Linked DNA regions of Homo sapiens: region 1 is linked to region 2. A link is an interaction called in ENCODE POLR2A ChIA-PET data of the cell type or tissue named here. Cell type or tissue: GM12878. All regions are shown on one strand. Links, peaks and the distances in the headings refer to the core of each region. The heading gives the core; the rest is flanking DNA. Region 1 has its middle 500 kb from the start of DMAC1. Region 2 has its middle 430 kb from the start of DMAC1.

What was found. ChIA-PET counts read pairs that join two places held together with the same protein. Peaks named below come from ENCODE experiments on the same cell type or tissue, not always from the same donor. Only the 100,000 strongest peaks of a DNase experiment are listed, where the experiment ranks them.
Region 1: POLR2A ChIA-PET joins it to region 2 with 8 read pairs; 3 of 35 experiments call an interaction of 5 or more read pairs at or near these places.

What each region holds. Positions count from the first base shown.
Region 1 is chr9:7,296,917-7,299,839 of GRCh38, reverse strand. No RefSeq gene overlaps it. Among named protein-coding and RNA genes, the nearest start is that of DMAC1, 500 kb to the left of the region's middle. In GM12878, for the core only: no CTCF peak of the experiment used is centred there; a DNase peak (open chromatin) is centred at 1,529; H3K4me3 peaks cover 608 bases; H3K27ac peaks cover 725 bases.
Region 2 is chr9:7,365,486-7,368,408 of GRCh38, reverse strand. No RefSeq gene overlaps it. Among named protein-coding and RNA genes, the nearest start is that of DMAC1, 430 kb to the left of the region's middle. In GM12878, for the core only: no CTCF peak of the experiment used is centred there; no DNase peak of the experiment used is centred there.

The DNA of each region.
Region 1 (2,923 bases), core at 298-2,797, 69 kb after region 2:
AACCTGCTTCATTTGTGATAATTTGTTAGGTAGTGATAGAAAACAAATATAGCCACATATAATACACCCTGATCAATTTGTCATTCTCCTACTTCACACTTACAATACTGCCCAAGTCTTTTCATGATGTCCTCTTCAACAGGGAGCATAACCAAAGCTTTTGACAGGTGTTCAGCAAAATGATTTGAACATTGTATCTGATTGATAACTGTGTTGCTGAATTCATATTATACTGTCAAGGTTTACAAGAGAGCATTAGGAAAATACTACTATGATTTACCTCAGCGCTTTAACACATTCTACTCTTAAAATAGGTATTCCTGGCCAGGCACCATGGTTCACATCTGTAATGCCAACACTTTGGGAGGCTGAGGCAGGTAGATCAATTGGGACCAGGAGTTCAAGACCAGCCTGGACAACATGGTGAAACCCCGTCTCTACTGAAAATACAAAAATTAGCCAGACATGGTGACACATGCCTGTTGTCCCAGCAACTCAGGAGGCTAAGGCACAAGAATCACTTGAACCCAGGAGGTGGAGGTTGCAGTGAGCTGAGATCGCATCATTGCACTCCAGCCTAGGCTACAGAGCAAAACCCTGTCTCAAAAAAAAAAAAAAGGCATTCCTTGTTATCTGATGGCTTCATATCCACCATTCCACTAAAGCAAGAAATAAATTTCATATACATTTCCTGAAGCCGCACGGTTTGGAATTTTCAAATTTTCTGAGTGTTTTTTGGACCCTATCACAAGGTAATAAAAGAGCAGCTATGACTCAGTTAAAAATGTTCACCCAAATTGCAATTCTAACTTCTTTGTTGAAGAGGAAACCAGCAGCTTCTGCATAGTGTCCTGGTTTAATAGGTAGTCCAGTGGATCCAAGCACAAACTCGATAAGTAAGTTTAACTATGATTTATTTTTCCATTGTTATCCCTGACTTGTCTCCCAAACCCTCCACCACTAAATGGCCCAAGGCCAGAGCATGGCAACCATTGTTTCCTGGATATTGTTGTGCCCCCATCTCCTCATGCACCTTCTACACATCCTTGTTATGTTTCCATCACTTTCCTCATGTGTAACACTTAGATAATGGTGAACGTTCACACCTCTCACAAGTTTGCTAAAATCAAGTGAGGTAACAAATGTGAAATTGTTTCCAAATGAGAAAAGACTTTTATGAATGTGACAAATGCTTTTCTTTAATGAGCAACCATTTTATAGAATAATAGAAACTTGGTGTTGAGAATTTTGTCACATGCCAACTGAATATCTGAATCTCTTTCCCAACAGCCTGTATTCATTCATTCATCAAATGTGTATAAAAAATCAACTAAGATCTATGCATTAGGGAAGGCCCCTTCCAGTGACCTCTAGCTGATACCTTCCACTGACAAGGAACTCATTACATCCTAAATGACCTCATTCCATTTGAGGTAGTTTCGATGTCAGAAACTTCTTCCTCTCTCTGTAGAAAGAGCCCCCAGTAACCTCAGCAGTAGATAAGTTCTGGGCATGGAAAGTGAAGTGTCAAGCGGTGGTTTACCACTAGCTGGGAGATATGAGTTACACACCAGAAGTGAGAGTGAACAAGGCAGGGTAGTGGCTTCATTGTGTGGGTACTGAGTAAATGTCCTCAGAATAGCTAAAAGAAACAATGAAATCTTCACAGAGGAAATAGAACTTAAACGGAGCCTTAAATGTCAGCCAGAACATGAGAAGCAGGAAGGCAATTTTAGATGAGATGAACAAAAGGAATAAAGGCTTAGCATGCACTCCTGGGAAAAACAAGATGTGTTTGACAATACTGGAGGATCCTGAAATCTTGACAAAGGAGTTTAAATTGATACAGTGGGAACCAGGAAGCCTCTGAAAGTCACTGAAGCATTATTAGTTTCATTCTCACAAGAGTACTTTTTATCTGAACAACAAATGGATGTTCTCCTTCATCCAGAAGAGGAAAGTAGAGACAGGATAGTACAGGATAGGTCCAAAGCTGGCTTCAGGCAAAAGGCCAGTTCCAGAGAAGAAGGGTTTGAAACAAGACCAAAGCCTGTGGTTGTTGAATCAACTGTTACTTGTTTTACAAATTTGTCTGAGGGATTGCCAGAAGCAAGTGTCCTCTGGTCACCTGTTCCTTTGTGCAGTGTGGCTTCTGAGGTTTGTGTAAAATTATTTGTTCTCTGCACTTTGCCAAGAGGGATGGAGTATTTTTACTGGCGCCATAATTCAGGAAACATAAATCCTATAGCACAGACACTACAAATAAATGAGATCTTTTTTGTTTTGTTTTTGTTTTGGTTTTGAGATAGAGTCTCCTTCTGTCACCAGGCTGGAGTACAGTGGCACAGTCTCAGCTCACTGCAACCTCGTCCTCTCGGGTTCAAGTGATTCTCCTGCCTCAGCCTCCCAAGTAGCTGGGACTACAGGCGCGCGCCACCATGCCCAGCTTTTTTTTTTTTTTTTTTTTTTTTTGTATTTTTAGTAGAGACGGGGTTTCACCATGTTGGCCAGGATGGTCTTGATCTCTTGACCTCGTGATCCACCCACCTAGGCCTCCCAAAGTGCTGGGATTACAGGCATGAGCCACCAAACCCGGCCGAGATCTTTTAATTAATCTTTGGATTCAATCTCTACATTTCTTCCTGAACATTCCTTACAGCGAGATTTCTCTGAGTTGGAGTTGGGACCATTCTCACATTCCACCACATGGCTCACTCGGGTGGATTTCATGTAAGTTGCCTCTAAGTAAAATGACTGAGGATAGATTTCTTGGACCCTGTGATACTGGATGAACAACATCCTATAGGATGTTATGGTAGCCAGTTTTAAAAGCTGCTAAATCAGAGAGGCTACCTCGGTCTGGGACAGCACTCATTCAGATTGATTGAATATTAGGGAGATGGGTGTTATACACAGTGATTGA
Region 2 (2,923 bases), core at 319-2,818:
CATACTCTTTTGTCCCTGTTAAAAAGAAGTAAAATTTTAAAGTTTAAGAGAAGGAGTATGCAGAGTAACATTTTTCTTTTTATTTCCTTTTTAATCTTATTGACAATTGACAATTTATAATTGTATATATTTGTGGGCTACAAAGTGATAATATGATTTATGATTACAATGTGGAATAATTAAATTAAGCTAGTTAACATATCCATCACCACAAATACTTATTTTTCATACTGAAAACATTTGAAATTTAGTCTCTTAGCAATTTTGAAATGTACAATAAACTAATAATAACTATATTAACCACACCATGCAATAGATGGCAAAAAAAAAAAAAAACAATTATTCCTCCTGTCCAGCTGAGATTTTGTACCCTTTGACCACCATCTCCCCACTCCCCCTAACCCCCAACCTCGGTAACCATCATGCTACTGTCTGCTTCTATGAGTGTGATTGTTTTACATTCCACATGTAACTGAGAACATACAGTATTTCTCTTTCTGTGCCTGGCTTCTTTCACTTAGTATAATGTCATCTAGGTTCATCCATGTTGTCATAAATGAAAGAATTTCCTTTTGTTAAGTCTGAATGGTATTCCATTGTGTATACATAACACATCTTTATTCATCTGTTGATAAATATTTAATGTTGATTCCATAACTTGAAGAGTGCTGTCATGAATATGGGCGTGCGGATATCACTGTGATATACTGATTTAAAATGTTCTGGGTAAATACCCAGAAGTGGGATTGAAGGACCTGGAATATTAGTTCTCACTGGTACTAGGCAGACTGCTCTATTGTGCTGATGTCCGGCTTGGAATTGAGGAAACCTGAATTTTTACCATGTTATTACTGCTCATAACAGATACGCGGGAATCTGGGTTCAAGTGCTAAAATTTTTTAATATAACAGAAGTATATTTACTTTTTTTTTGAGACAGAGTTTTACTCTGTCACCCAGGCTGAAGTGTAGTGGTGCAACATCGACTCACTGCAGCCTGCGCCTCCGGAGTTCAAGTGATTCTCATGCCTCAGCCTCCTGAGCAGCTGGGACCGCAGGCACGCACCACCACACCCAGCTAAATTTTTGTATTTTTAGTAGAGACAGGGTTTCACTATGTTGGCCAGGCTGGTCTCAAACTCCTGACCTCAGTGATCCACCCGACTCAGCCTCCCGAGCAGCTGGGACCGCAGGCACGCACCACCACACCTGGCTAAATTTTTGTATTTTTAGTAGAGACAGGGTCTCACTATGTTGGTCAGGCTGGTCTCAAACTCCTGACCTCAGTGATCCACCCGACTCAGCCTCCCAAAGTGCTGGAATTACAGGCATGAGCCACCGCACCTGGCCTAATATTTACTTTTAAAACATAAATTCACCTAGGCCTTATTTACCTGAGAGTATCATAACAGTTAGTGACAATAAAAACTGAAGTGGCATAGACTCCTGCCTTCACATGCTAATATACAACCATAGTCCCTCATGAAATAACCCCTATTTTCTCATATGTTTCCAGCAATCCCAAGGAACTTTATATGTGCTCGCAAACCAGTCCATTCCTACCAGGCACCTCTATTTCTACTGAACCCAAACCCTCATGGTGCCAAATCTTGGTCCATAGTGATGGGGAAAAGATGCCACTCAGCCCTCTGCTATGTGAGCTAGACCCTCTCAGAGGAGCTAGAAAGCAGTATCGCTTCTGCCCTTCAGCTTTCCAATGTTTTCAGTGGAATAGCTCTGCCATGTTTAACCTACATCCCTTTATCTTCATAGAACCAGGAACAAATACCCAAGAGATAGATGTGAGTGGCAGCCTGCACATGGTACCAGGATGTCCCTTCTCTCTGACTACCAAGACTTAGTTACAACTGAACCAAGCTCCTCATACCAGTGCCCTTTTCCTGAGGGTCCTCAGTACTTCATAAAAACAGACTTCTAGCAAACTACTTCAAACCTACCAGTCACTCAACAGATGCTTACTGAGTGCCTGCTATGCACCAAAAATAACTGACCTCAACTTTCTAAGGCATTGGCTCTCTTTAGATCCCAGACAAATCCTACATCATCTCCACTCCTGCCAAAATGTAAGCACCACCAGCAGTCACTGGTACCCGGATGGATTTCCAACTCTATCATCATTTGAATGCCTGTAATATTAATCATTCTGCACTCAAATATCTCTTTTCTAAAGAAGTACTCAGGCTTAGCTATACTTAAAAAGCTTCTATAGGCAGTTGGGAAAATGAAACAATCCTGCCAACAGAAGACTCCTTTACACCAACATAGAAAAAAGAATAGGCATTACTATTAAAGAACAGGCATTATCAGATTTGCACACACGTAAGATAGGACAGAAATGACTACAAAGGCTTAATCAAATTTCACCAAAATTTAGGCAGCGGTGTGAAAGAAGGTACAATGAAAAATTGTCTTATCTCCTTGAGAGATAAATAGATGCACCTTGTAATTGTCTCCTGTGTACCTTGAGAGGAAGTTACTTAGAAGGTATGTATTTACAGCTCTCAATCAGAAAGCCCATCATCTATCATCTTACACTATAAAATCAAAAGGTCGGGCTTCTTATTGAGCCTCTTTTTTTTTTTTTTTTTTTTTTTTTTGAGACGGAGTTTTGCTCTGTCCCCGCCAGGCTGGAGTGCAATGGCACGATCTGGGCTCACTGCAAGCTCTGCCTCCTGGGTTCACGCCATTCTCCTGCCTCAGCCTCCCGAGTGGCTGGGACTACAAGCGTCCGCCACCACGCCCGGCTAATTTTTTGTACTTTTAGTAGAGACAGGGTTTCACCGTGTTAGCCAGGATGGTCTCGATATCCTGACCTCATGATCCGCCTGCCTCGGCCTCCCAAAGTGCTGGGATTAGAGGCGTGAGCCACCTCGCCTGGCTACCTATTATGTTTTCAAGGAAAC